Regions from separate parts of the Homo sapiens genome. Here all the other regions are linked to region 2. The links are chromatin contacts, found by Hi-C or POLR2A ChIA-PET in ENCODE. All regions are on one chromosome and are shown on one strand. The core of a region is the stretch at or near the end of the contact, and the rest is flanking DNA. Distances in the headings are between cores, read along the strand shown. Region 1 holds the start of LSM4 (LSM4 homolog, U6 small nuclear RNA and mRNA degradation associated). Region 2 holds the start of RFXANK (regulatory factor X associated ankyrin containing protein). Region 3 holds the start of ZNF14 (zinc finger protein 14). Region 4 holds the start of UBA52 (ubiquitin A-52 residue ribosomal protein fusion product 1).

Region 1 (3,138 bases), core at 350-2,849, 870 kb before region 2:
CAAACTAACCTTGGGAAGGGATTTAGTTTATAGTTTGACTCTGGAACAAAATTGGTAATAGCCCTTTCCCGAAAAGACCCTCTTCTTGCCTGGGGACCAGTCTGCCTTTGTAGGACTAACAAATAAGCTACAAGATTAGAAATTACCATTTAGGTAACTTCAGCCTCTGGCTGCAAGAGTCTGAAACTCCCCAAATTGCTCCTTGGGATAACATCACTATTATAAAATCTAAGATCAGTGCTTGAGATATTTTGCAGACCCCGTACTTGACGGATCAGCTGACACTACCCAGACCAGTAATCTGGCTCAACCAGTCCTGCGATCCCACCCAGGAACAGAAGACAGCAAGAAAACCTCACTTCAACACTCCCGTCGATGACTCCATCGACCTCAGGAAGCTCCAACCAATCAGCACTCCCCACTTCCTGAGCCCCTACCCGCCAAATTATCTTTCAAAACTCGGATCCCCTAATGCTCAGCGGAGACTGATTTGAGCAATAATAAAACTCTGGTCTCCTGCATAGCTGGCTCTGTGTGAAATACTCTTTCTCCACTGCAATTCCCCTGTCTTGATAAATCTGTCTAGGAAGACAGGCAAGGTGAACCCATTGGGTGGTTACACACTGACCAGCCGGATTTAGGGAGAGTTCTCACTAATCCACAGTTCTGATGCAGCCACCCCTGGGGGACCCTCCTGGTTACTGAATCTCCCACTGTCTCACAGAGTCTGGAAGTCACATCCCCAACAAGGGCCTTGGTTTCTCTCATTGAAAAAAGAAGGACCAGAAGCTGATGGGCCAGGAAACTCCCAGCTCTGAATTCCTTTTCCGATCTGCACAGTGGGGGACACGGGCACTTTCTAGCCCAGATCCAGAACTTCCAGAATCATAAACAATGGGCCCTGCAGAGACCTGGGCCGCAATTTTTCCTTCTTTGTATTGGGAGGATGTACTTTGTCCACCCCTAGCTCAAAACGCCCCCTTCCGCTGGAATGACATGCTATGTGACCCAAGGAGAAACACCACACCCCAGCACCAGGCCTGCTTTTCAGCCAGAAACCAAGAGGCCTAGGAGGCTGTGCTGCTAGCATCTTGCAAGCTCTGAAATTCCTAAAACTAAGTTTCACAACTCAGACTGGCCCCCTACTTCCCAGCACTCTAGTTTTCAATCAGGGAGGTCAGACTGGGCCCGAAGCGTAAGGGACCCCTTCCCTGCCCAAAAACTCTCTGCTGCATTTGGCGGATCCCCACCTTTTTTTTTTTTACTTCAGTTTCCCCACCTGCAAACTGGGAAAACTAACTAAGGCGAGGCCACTGTACTGTGGATACAAGTCCGTGCAACCCTAAATCCCAGACACGAACGTGATAGAGCCACCTGCAGTCTCCGGCCTCAGTTTCCCAGCCTCGTGCCGGGGGGCGGGACTCGAGGCTCGGACCTTACGTTCGCCCCGCGCCAACCAAGCCCACAGCGCCCGCCCGCAGGGATCCCAACGACTGCTGTTCCCGCCTCCCGGTGAGACCCCGCAGTTGCCCTGCCCTCACCATGGTGCCGGCGGGGACCGGGCTCGCCGGCCACTTCCGCCGCCGCCGCTGCACACGCTCCCGGCGGTCGTCGCCGCGCCGCGCGCCACTAAGCTGAAAGAAAGTGGCAGAGACGCAAGCCAGTCAGCACCGGGCTCGAAGGGCGGTCAACCAATCCACGCGGAGTAGGGCGGGGCCCGCTGGGCGAAAGGGCGGGGCGGGCCGTGTTCCCGCCGGAGGAACGAGGACGAGAGCCGTAAAGTGCCGCGGCTTGTAATGCAAAAGGAGGCGGAGCAACGCGCGCCGGCGCGGGGTGCATTGTGAGGAAATGCGTGCGCAGGTGAAACCTTCGTCGGTCTCCTGGGCTCCACGCTGTGGGCAAAGCCAGTTAATGCCTTTCGTTTGCAGTAGAGAGAGAGAAATCGAGGCTTCGTGGTGATTGGGCCGTGCCTGATGTTGCCCTTCCGACTCCTAGTTTTCTGATTCTGTAATTATCCAGGGAACATCATTTAATAGGTTGGAATCCTGACCACGACCCTCGGGGCCTCAGTTTGCTCCCTGTAAATAGTAGTGTCTGCTCCAAAACGTTGCTTACTGTAAGGATGAAATGAATGAAACCATGTAAAAGCACTTAAAACAGCGTCTGGCACATATTAAGTACTTATTACCTACTCTGTGCCTGTTTCTGCTCACAGAATGAACAAAACACAAAATTCGTGGCCCTCAGGGAGACAGACAGTAAACAAAGTAAATAGGCGAATGCTATTAGTTTTCTGGGGCCTGCTGTAACAAATGCCCACACACTGCGAGGTTTAAAACAACAGAACGTGATTTTCTCACAATTCAAGAGATCAGAATAATGAAGTGAGGTTGTCAGCACAGTTGGCTCCCTCTGGAGGCTCTGAGGACAATCTGTGTGTCCTATGCCTCTCTCCTGGGTTCTGGTGGCTGCTGGGAATCCTTGGAGTTCTTGGCTTGTAGATGCAGCCTTCCGCGTTCTGCCTTTGTCGTCACTTGGCCTTCTCTGTGTGTCTCTGAGTCTCAAATGTATCTCTCCTTTTTTTTTTCTTTTTTTTTTTTGTAGTAGAGACAGGGTCTCCCTATGTTGTCCAGGCTGGTCTCGAACTCCTGGGGTCAAGCAATCCTCCCTCCTCTGCCTCCCAAAGTGCTGGGATTACAGGCGTGAGCCACCGAGCCCGGCCGCTCCTTTTTCTTGTAAAGGACACTCCTTTCTCTTATTAAGTCCACCATAAATTTCAGGATAATGTCATCTCAAGATCCTTAATTACATCTGCGAAGACCCTGTTCTTTTTTTTTTGAGATGGAGTCTCATTCTATCACCCAGGCTGCAGTGCAGTGGTGCGATCTCAGCTCACTGCAACCCCTCCCTCCTGGGTTCAAGGGATTCTTCTGCCTCAGCCACCCGAGTGGCTAGGATTACAGGCACATGCCACAATGCCCAGCTAATTTTTGTATTTTTAGCAGAGACGGGGTTTTGCCATGTTGGCCAGGAGGTGGCCTCGAACTCCTGACCTCAGGTGATCCTTCCACCTTGGCCTCCCAAAGTGCTGGGATTACAGGCATGAGTCACCACGCCCAGCCTCGTTTTTAAATGACT
Region 2 (3,280 bases), core at 12-2,511:
ATGAAGTGATGTGTAGGCCTGTATTATGTATTCTAGATGTGAGTAATCTAGGGTGATTTAAAGTATAGGGGATTAGCTGGGTGCAGTGGTTCACACCTGTAATCCCAGCACTTTGGGAGGCCAAGGTGGGTGGATCACTCGAGGTCAGGAGTTCGAGACTAGCCTGAGCAACAAGGTGAAACCCCGTCTCTACTAAAAATACAAAAAAATTAGCTGGGCATGGGGGTGTGTGCCTGTAATCCTAGCTACTCAGGGGGCTGAGGTTGCAGTGAGCTGAGATCCCCCCACGGCACTCCAGCCTGGGTGACAGAGCGAGACTCCGTCAAAAAAAAAAAAAATTAAAGAATTAGCCTGATGTGGTGGTGTGCACTTGTAGTCCCAGCTACTGGAGAAGCTGAGGCAAGAGGATCGCCCGCGCCAGAGAGATCGAGGCTACAGTGAGCCATGATCGCGCCACCGCACCCCAGCCTGGGCGACAGTGTGATACCTTGTCTCAAAAAAAAAAAAAAAAAAGGAAACAAGACGCACAGCGATTACTACGCCCCGGGGATTCTTCCAATGCATTACAAATATCAGGTTGTTGAGTTTTTTTTTTTTAGACAGGGTCTCACTTGTCACCCAGGCTGGGGGTGCAGTGGCACGACCGTAGCCCACTGCAGTGCAGCCTTGACCTCCCGGGCTCAAGCAATCCTCCCACCTTAGCCGCCCAAGTAGCTGGGACCACAGGCGTGCGCCACCACGCCCGGCTAATTTTTGTATTTTTTTAGAGACGAGATCTCACTATGTCACCTAGGCTGGTCTCGGGCTCAAGCGATCCTCCCGCCTAGGCCTCCCAAAGTGCTGGGATTACAAAGCCACCACTCCCAGCCTCAGCTACTGAATTCTTGAAACAATCCTGGGGGGACCGGTAATTAAAGCAGACACGGAGCCTTTCTACAGGTTTCAAAACTAGTCAGCGGCAGAGCTGGGATTGGACGGCAGTTCAATCACTGCTCCTCGCACGGTCCCTCCGCGCCCGGCCTTTGTCAGGCCGCCCCTCCACAAGTTACCGGCCCCCTCTGTCCCGCCCGCAGGCCCGCACCACCTTTCTTCCCCTTGAGCTGCATCTCCGGCTCCTCCATAGCGACCGCGGCCGAGCGAACCGGGAAACGGCACCGGAAGCCCGGAGGTTGGGACGCCCGCCTAAGCCTTCCCTGCTGAAACCGGACGCCGCACGGCTCCTGTTCCGGTGTCAGAGGGCCCGCCCTCCCCGCTCCTCAGTCTTTGCGGACAAGAAAGGGGCTGTGTGAGACGCAGGGAAGGAGGCACACCCGGGGGTGGCGCAGTGAGGAGGGGGCGCGACGGCCAGGAGGCTGGTGGAGCGACACCCAGGCAGGAGAGGGGGAAGAACTCTCTCCCTTTCTGAACCCCCTTTTCCTTGAGAGACGAGTTGGGGGAGTCCTCCACGCATTACCCACTCGGGCCGCAAAAACTCCCTTCTTTAGCCCTCTGCCCCCGCCCTTGCTTATAAGCCTTTGAGACCGCAGAAGGGACCTTGTTGTGGAACGGGACGGCCAAGGTACGCTGCCCCTTTAAGTTCCAGACGCCCCGCGTACTTCCCCTACTTCTTCTTCTTGAGATAGCCCCGCCCATCTACCCGAAGCCGGAGCCAATTGGCTCCCTCTGGAAAAATCTGTGGGCAGGGTAAAGGTGAGCGGGCGCAGGCGTAGTGAAATTCTCAGAGCCCTTTAGGCCCCGCCCATTCCCTCCGAGTCGGTGAGGAGGGGAAAAGAAGGCGCAGGCGCAACTGCCCTCCCAGGACCCCAGCGGAACCCACGCCCTCCCCTAAGTCTTAAAGGGCCAGAGGCAGCACTTACTGCCCGGGCCCTTCCTCACTTTTGGGGGGCGGGGGTGCGCAAGCGCAGTGGGGGAGCTCTGGGGTGGGGGTAGCGGTCGAGTATCAAGTTGCTTTCTGTCCCGGCAGAGGAAGCCAGATCGCTGAGGGTCCGGTCTCCAGTTTGCCTCCTGCTATATCCATTGGAAGAGAAAAGTTTGTGACTTGGGCCCCCAAGTTTTGAGAGAACTGGGCTTTCGGCGCGGGGGGACAGAGGAGGCTCGTGGGGAGGTGAGTGGACCTCCTGGATCGATTTAGGAGGCTCGGGTGGGACTGGGACCAATCGCACCTTTGTTGAGCCGTCACTCATTATGGGGAGCCCCTCCCAACAACCATAGCGAATATTTATTGAGCTCCACGCTTAGCAGATCCCCCGATAAGCTATGTACAGACATAATTCGTTGTAGGTCTCATTTCCACATTTTGTCGTGGAGGAAACTGAGGCTCAAAGGTTAAGTCACGTGCCCAAGTTCTCACGGCCTATAAATTGAGGGATTCGAACCCAGACAGCTGACCCCAGAGCCCCGGCTTTTTTTTCCTTTCTTTTTTTTTTTTTTTTTTTTTTTTGAGACAGAGTCTTGCTCTGTCGCCCCAGCTACAGTGCAGTGGTGCGATCTCTGCTCACCGCAACCTCCACCTCCCGAGTTCAAGCAATTCTGCCTCAGCCTCCCGAGTAGCTGGGATCACAGGCGCCCGCCACCGCGCTTGGCTAATTTTTGTATTTTTAGTACAGATGGGGTTTCACCATGGTGGCCAGCCTGGTCTCGAACTCCTGACCTCATGATCCACCCTCCTCGGCCTCCCAAAGTGCTGGGATTACAGCCGTGAGCCACTGTGCCCTGCCAGAGCCCAGGCTCTTAAACATTGCACATTGTAGGTGCTTTGGTGGTGGGGAATGGTAGACCTCGAAAGCAGTTGGACTCTGGTTTTCATTTCCCTGGCTCTGGTAATTAACCTGGACCTCAGTTTACCCACCCTCACAGTGCAAGGCTAGGTATGCAGTCGGTGCCTACTTTATTATAACTGTTGATAATTATTGTCATCTCTCCCCTTCTGACACCTCCGCCAGCTTTCCCCATGGAGCTTACCCAGCCTGCAGAAGACCTCATCCAGACCCAGCAGACCCCTGCCTCAGAACTTGGGGACCCTGAAGACCCCGGAGAGGAGGCTGCAGATGGCTCAGACACTGTGGTCCTCAGTCTCTTTCCCTGCACCCCTGAGCCTGTGAATCCTGAACCGGATGCCAGTGTTTCCTCTCCACAGGGTAGGATACCTCCTCTGGGATTAGCCCTCTGGGATTCCATGATGATGGAATGTCAGGCCTCACATGGAACCTGTGTCTTGCTTTCGTTTTTGTTTTGTTTTGTTTTGTTGTTTTTTGAGATGGAGTTTTGCTCTTGTTGCCCA
Region 3 (3,211 bases), core at 542-3,041, 540 kb after region 2:
TCCCAGCACTTTGGGAGGTTGAGGCAGGCAGACCACCTGAGGTCAGGAGTTCAAGACCAGCCTGGCCAACATGGTGAAACCCCATCTCTGCTAAAAAATAAAAGAATTAGCCGGGTGTGGTGGTGGGTGCCTGTAATCCCAGCTATGCAGGAGGCTGAAGCAGGAGAACTGCTTGAACCAGGGAGGCAGAGGTTGCAGTGAGCTGTGATCATGCCGTTGCACTCCAGCCTGGGCGACAGAGTGAGATTCCATCTCAAAAAAAAGAAAAAAAACAACAACAAAACTACCCACAATGACTCTAGACTTAGGAACCTTCCACTGGTTAATTGCTCAGAGAAAAACACACTGACCTATTACAACCACACGAGGAAAGAAAAAATCACAACATACACTTACAATCAGAATGTATCAAAGTGGTGTGTGTCATAAACATCACTCTCACAAACACCTCAAAGCTTACCACTTAGCCGGGCGCGGTGGCTCACGCCTGTAATCCCAGCACTTTGGGAGGCCAAGGCGGGCAGATCACAAGGTCAGGAGATCGAGACCATCCTGGCTAACACGGTGAAACCCCGTCTCTACTAAAAATACAAAAAAATTAGCTGGGCGTGGTGGCGGGCGCCTGTAGTCCCAGCTACTGGGAAGGCTGAGGCAGAATGGCTTGAACCTGGGAGGCGGAGCTTGCAGTGAGCTGGAGATCGCGCCACTGCACTCCATCCCGGGCGACAGAGCGAGACTCCGTCACACACAAAAAAAAATGCTTACCACTTATATACGGAACAAATGACATACAGAGATTTTGCATCATCATGGCACTCCAACATAGGCGAAATCTCTTGGGTAGAAACCACACAGATAAACACACACAAACAAGAAAATTTAAAAGAACCTGAACAAGCTCACAATTAATTCCATCCAGAAACCAAAGAAACTAAAAATCGCACACATTCACGCAAGGGAACAAAATTACCCAGAGCGAAGGGAAACTGGAATTAAGGGTGGCTAGAATTAATATTTGATCAAGGAGTCCAAAGGGAAGAAACACAAACTTTCTGATCAGTTAAGATAAGGAGTCCCCTTCCCCGCAGTTCGAAAAGAAAGCCCACATTCAGAAGGTCAAAAACACCCCCAGACTTGAGTGCTGGGAGCACTAGAGGGGGTCAGTCCCTGGTGATGAGGGCAGGGGCGTTTGAACAGCCACAGGAACCTGACCCCGGCAGCAAGGACCTAGCCAGGCTTCGGTTCTCACAAGTGAGGAAACGCACCCGTGGATTCATCGTAAGGTTTCCAACCAAGTGGTTTCTTAAACGCACAAACCCCACAGACCGAGATGGGATCTCCCCAGGACCCTCCCGCTGTCACCGAACAATCCGGGGAGACGCGGGGCTGCGGGCGCAGAGCTGCCCATAGAGGGCTCCAGGACCGGGGGCCGAGGTCGCCCCGCGGGGACGGGACAGGACGCTGGGGCTCCCGGCTGCGGGTCCAGCTCCCACAGAGAGGACCGAGGGCCGAACTGCGCCCGCGGTGGCCCCCGGGTCTGCAAACCCCGGAGTTGACTGCAAGGAGGTCCCCGGCCTCGGCCACAGACGGTTCCAACCAGAAACCTCCCCTCGGACACTGGCCCCGCACACTCACCATTTCCCAGCGTCCGGGAAGTCACGGTGTCCTCCCTACGGATCTGTCAGTACCTGCAGGTCACGGCGCGACAAAGGATGCGCTAGAGCCACCTTCGGCCTTCAGGAGCAGGTGAAACGCAATCTTCCCATGGGCCAGGAATGGCGACGTCCGCACTGCGCAGGCCCAGCGTGGCGCCGCTCACATCTTTTCAGCTGAGGTCCTGATTGGACAGATCCAATGGCCCCGCCTCTTTATCACTGAGTGACAGCGGAGCAGGAAGGGGCGTGGTTGAGCTGGCCTGGCTTCAGTCCGGCTTGTCCCCGCCAGGACGTTTGCGTTTAAACCGAATGTGTTCTTTGCCTCCCATCCATTTTAAGTGTTCTCTTCAGTACTGTTAAATACATTCACATTGTGAAGCCAATTTCCAGAATTGTTTTCATCTTGCAACACTGAAATCTGTCTCGTTGCACAACTCCCCGTGCACCTCCTTCCCTCAGGGTCTTTTGCAACCTCCATTCCATTGTCTGAGTTCGTGAATTTGACTGTGGGAATCTCATGTAAATGGCGTCATAAAGTATTTGTCCTTTCCTGACGTGCTTATTTCACTTAGCATAATGTCCTCGAGCTTCACCTTGTAGTATGTGTTAGGATTTATTTCTTCTTTTTTTTTTTTTTTTTGAGACGGAGTCTCGCTCTGTCGCCCAGGCTGGAGTGCAGTGGCGCATCTCGGCTCACTGCAAGCTCCGCCTCCCGGGTTCACGCCATTCTCCTGCCTCAGCCTCACGAGTAGCTGGGAATACAGGCGCCCGCCACCACGCCCGGCTAATTTTTTGTATTTTTTTAGTAGAGACGGGGTTTCACTGTGTTAGTCAGGATGGTCTCGATCTCCTGACCTCGTGATCTGCCGGCCTCGGCCTCCCAAAGCGTTGGGATTACAGGCGTGAGCCACCACGCCCGGCCTCTTCTTCTTTTTTTTTTTTTTAAGAGACAGGGTTTTGCTCTGTAGCCCAGGCTGAAGTGCAGTGGTGTGATCATTGCTCACTGCAGGCTTCAACTCCTGGATTCAAGCAAGCCTCCAACCTGAGCCTCCTAAGTATCTGGGACTACACGCACGCACTACCAGGCCTGGCTAATTGTTTTAATTTTAATTTTAATTTTTGGTAGAGATGTGTGTCTCCTTCTGTTGCCCAGGCTGGTCTCGAACTCCTAGGTTCAAGCAATCCTCCTGCCTCGACCTCTCAAAGTGCTGGGATTACAGGTGTGAGCCACTGCCACCGGCCAATTTACTTCTTTTTTTTTCCTTTGGAGATGGAGTCTCGCTCTCGTTGCCCAGGCTGGAGTGCAGTGGCGCTCAGCCACCGCAACCTCTGCCTCCCAGGTTCAAGTGATTCTCCTGACTCAGCTTCCTGAGTAGCCAGGATTACAGGCGCCCACCACTACTCCCGGCTGATTTTTGTATTGTAGTAGAGATAGAGTTTCACCATGTTGGCCAGGCTGGTCTCGAACGCCTGACCTCAGGTGATCTGCCCTCTTTGGCCTCCCAAAGTGCTGGGGGTGTGAGCCACCTCGCCTGTCCCCAATTTACTTCTTTTTA
Region 4 (2,876 bases), core at 246-2,745, 620 kb before region 2:
TTCAAAATAAAACTTTTTTTTGTAGAGACAGGGTCTCACTATGTCTTCCAGGCTGGTCGTGAATTCCTGACCTCAAGTAATCCTCCCTCTTTGACCTTCCAAAGTGCTGGGATTACAAGTGTGAACCACTGCACCCGCCGTGGCACTTTTTTTTTTTTTTTTTTTTTTTGAGATGGAGTCTCACTCTGTCACCCAGGCTGGGTGCAGTGGCGTGAACTCAGCTCACTGCAACCTCCACCTCCCGGATTCAAGCGATTCTCCTGCCTCAGCCTCCTGAGTAGCTGGGATTACAGGCACCCGCCACCACACCTGAAAAATTTTTGTAATTTTTTTTTTCTTTTTTGAGACGGAGTTTTGCTCTTGTTGCCCAGGCTGTAGTGCAATGGCACTCTCTCGGCTAATTGCAACCTCTGCCTCCCGGGTTCAAGCGATTCTCCTGCCTCAGCCTCCTGAGTAGCTGGGATTACAGGCATGCGCCACCACGCCCAGCTAATTTTGTATTTTTAGTAGAGATGCGGTTTCTCCATGTTGGTCAGGCTCGTCTCGAACTCCCGACCTCAGGTGATCCGCACATCTCGGCCTCCCAAAGTGCAGGCGTGAGTCACCGGACCCAGGTCCCGCCCTGGCACTTTTTAACCACCCACAAATCTGGATCCTACACTGAAAAGAGACACTGCAGTGGCTCACGTCTGTAATCCCAGCACTTTGGGAGGCCAAGGCGGGCGGATCACCTGAGGTCGCGAGTTTGAGACCAGCCTGACCAACATGGAGAAACCCCGTCTCTACTAAAAATACAAAAGTGGCCAGGCATGGTGTCGCACACTTGTAATCGCAGCTACTCGGGAGGCTGAGGCAGGAGAATTGCTTGAACCCAGGAGGCGGAGGTTGCGGTGAGCCGAGATCGCGCCATTGCACTACAGCCTGGGCAACGAGAGCGAAACTCCGTCTCAAAAAAAAAAAAAAAAAAAATCCTGAGTCCCGCTTGACACCTTTTGTCAGGCACCACCACCTTTCTGGGCGAATGCGGTAGTACCGTCTGCTCTCCCTGCTGCTGTCCTGAAATCCATTCAGGCACAGCGGCCGAGAGCTTTATAATAACCGATTCCAGGTGTTAGGTGCTTTCCCAGCCCCGACTCCTGCGTCCTGGACCCGCAGTCCTCTGCTTAATACCTTTGCTTTATTAGAAAACATTCTCCTCTACTCCGTTCAGCTATTCGCTGAGGGCCCGCCAACCGCCAGCGGTTGTCAGTGGCCTAGAGGCAGCGGACGCAAACACGGGGAGAGGTGCAATCGTCTCAAGTGACTCGGCGGGCGGGGCCCACAACCGGAAGCGGGTGGGCGACCTTCACCCACGTGCGCTGCGGCTTCGTTCGCCAGCATCCAAGATGGCGGCAGGGCGGGGCCCAAGGCGCGGCGCGAATTGTGACGCAGGCGTCCGGCGTGCTCCGTGCGCAAGCGCTTTCGGCGGCGATTAGGTGGTTTCCGGTTCCGCTATCTTCTTTTTCTTCAGCGAGGCGGCCGAGCTGGTTGGTGGCGGCGGTCGTGCGGGTTCGCGCCGGGCCGAGAGCGGGTTGGGGGCTGCGGGAGGCTGCAGGGGCCTGGGCGGCAGAAGAGGCGGCCCTGAGCTGGCTCATGCGGGCCAGTCTCGGCAGGGTGGCTGGGCAGGGCTCGCGAGGCCACGGCTCGGAGCCCAGACCGGGGCCCAGGAGGCGAGCGCCGTTTTGGAGAGGAGCCTGCCTGCTCTGCCTGCCAGCGTGACCCCACGAGGCCTCGGGCGGGAAGAGGTCCTCGGGGCAGATCCGAGTTAATGAGAGAGGGGTATTGAGCGTGTAGCGTTAACTCTGCCAGTCACTGCGTCAGTCGCTTTGGAAATACTAAATTTCTCGAGCTGAGTCTTCATACCTGGCTCCATTACTACGTCTGTAAGGAGGAGCTGGTGGTAGTGTCTGCTTTTTAGACTTTTCTTTAGACTATTTGTATTTTTTTCAGATGGAGTCTTGCTCTGTCGCCTAAGCTGGAGTTCAGTGGTGCGGTCTCGGCTCACTGCAATCTCCACCTCCCGGGCTCGAGCGATTCTTCTGCCTCAGCCTCCCGAGTAGCTGGGATTATAGGCGCCTGCCACCACGCCCAGTTGATTTTTGTAGTTTTAGTAGAGACGGAGTTTCACCATGTTAGCCAGGCTCATCTTGAACTCTTGACCTCAAATGATCCGTCTGCCTCGGCCTTCCAAAGTGCTGGGATTACAGGCATGAGCCCCTGCGCCCGGTCGATTCTTTGTCTTTTTAAGTCAACTTTTATATGTGAACAATGCTTGGCAGGTGGTTGGTAGATACTAAGTGATGTTCGTGGTTTGGGGTCAAGGCAAGAAGTGGGGTCTGGAGAGTTTTGGTGTAATTGAGAAGGAAGCTAAGAGTGTTGGGTGCTCCAGCTTGGAGTTAGAGAGGAGAGAGGCTGCGACAGGAAGGCATGTGTGTTGTAGGGGATGGCTTCCCATCCAGGCTGGCAGCAGGAGCAGCCTGTGCAGATCAGGACCTGGCTGCCGTGGAAGAGGGTGGGACCGCCTTCAGGGAAGATGGATCTAGCAAGATGATGCCAAAGGGTACTTATTCCATCAGGAGATACTGACGAGTCCTTCCGCCGCTAAACCTAAGGAGAATAACCACAGTCTGTGTTCCTGAAGAGCACCCGTGCGGTCAGGAGGGTGGAGGACATGTGGTCTTTAGTTCCAGGACATGTTTAGACTACAGGCCAGGGTGTGTGAGAAGCCTAGCAGGGCCAGGCTTGGAGGAGTGAAAGGAAGACAGGTACTGGGGCAGGACCAGTTGGACTTGGTGCAGGCAAAGGGATAGCAACTGTGGTGTAGGCACCTGAGCTTG

Evidence for each region. Hi-C counts contacts between places; a loop is a spot of excess contacts on that map. ChIA-PET counts read pairs that join two places held with the same protein, here RNA polymerase II (POLR2A). Pooled maps may share reads with other maps.
Region 1: a loop to region 2 is called in a pooled map, with 38 times the contacts of the local background. The contact joins the promoter of LSM4 here to the promoter of RFXANK in region 2. A Hi-C loop is called at or near these places in 1 of 37 single-sample maps with no recorded cell type and 7 of 50 pooled maps. POLR2A ChIA-PET finds 5 or more read pairs at or near these places in 2 of 52 experiments (HEK293T and PC-9).
Region 3: a loop to region 2 is called in a map of B cell, with 14 times the contacts of the local background. The contact joins the promoter of ZNF14 here to the promoter of RFXANK in region 2. A Hi-C loop is called at or near these places in 1 of 168 maps with a recorded cell type or tissue (B cell) and 5 of 50 pooled maps. POLR2A ChIA-PET finds 5 or more read pairs at or near these places in 2 of 52 experiments (CD4-positive, alpha-beta T cell and GM12878).
Region 4: a loop to region 2 is called in a pooled map, with 15 times the contacts of the local background. The contact joins the promoter of UBA52 here to the promoter of RFXANK in region 2. A Hi-C loop is called at or near these places in 3 of 37 single-sample maps with no recorded cell type and 9 of 50 pooled maps. POLR2A ChIA-PET finds 5 or more read pairs at or near these places in 2 of 52 experiments (GM10248 and H1).

Annotation. Positions count from the first base shown.
Region 1 is chr19:18,321,477-18,324,614 of GRCh38, forward strand. LSM4 (LSM4 homolog, U6 small nuclear RNA and mRNA degradation associated) reads right to left here and starts at 1,600. Exons shown (of 5, transcript NM_012321.5): 1 at 1,542-1,600. The coding sequence starts at 1,544. LOC105372300 (a long non-coding RNA gene) reads left to right here. Exons shown (of 2, transcript XR_007067157.1): 2 at 258-521. RefSeq lists a silencer at 1,481-1,660 and enhancers at 1,721-1,940, 2,139-2,741.
Region 2 is chr19:19,190,997-19,194,276 of GRCh38, forward strand. RFXANK (regulatory factor X associated ankyrin containing protein) reads left to right here and starts at 1,262. Exons shown (of 10, transcript NM_003721.4): 1 at 1,262-1,558; 2 at 1,964-2,104; 3 at 2,943-3,137. The coding sequence starts at 2,951. It overlaps BORCS8-MEF2B (BORCS8-MEF2B readthrough), which reads right to left and starts at 1,156. Exons shown (of 12, transcript NR_027308.2): 1 at 1,085-1,156. BORCS8 (BLOC-1 related complex subunit 8) reads right to left here and starts at 1,156. Exons shown (of 6, transcript NM_001145784.2): 1 at 1,085-1,156. The coding sequence starts at 1,121. RefSeq lists an enhancer at 2,039-2,128.
Region 3 is chr19:19,731,321-19,734,531 of GRCh38, forward strand. ZNF14 (zinc finger protein 14) reads right to left here and starts at 1,792. Exons shown (of 4, transcript NM_021030.3): 1 at 1,636-1,792. The coding sequence starts at 1,638. RefSeq lists a silencer at 1,298-1,447.
Region 4 is chr19:18,570,362-18,573,237 of GRCh38, forward strand. UBA52 (ubiquitin A-52 residue ribosomal protein fusion product 1) reads left to right here and starts at 1,496. Exons shown (of 5, transcript NM_001033930.3): 1 at 1,496-1,548. RefSeq lists enhancers at 830-1,506, 877-996, 1,207-1,546, 2,185-2,861.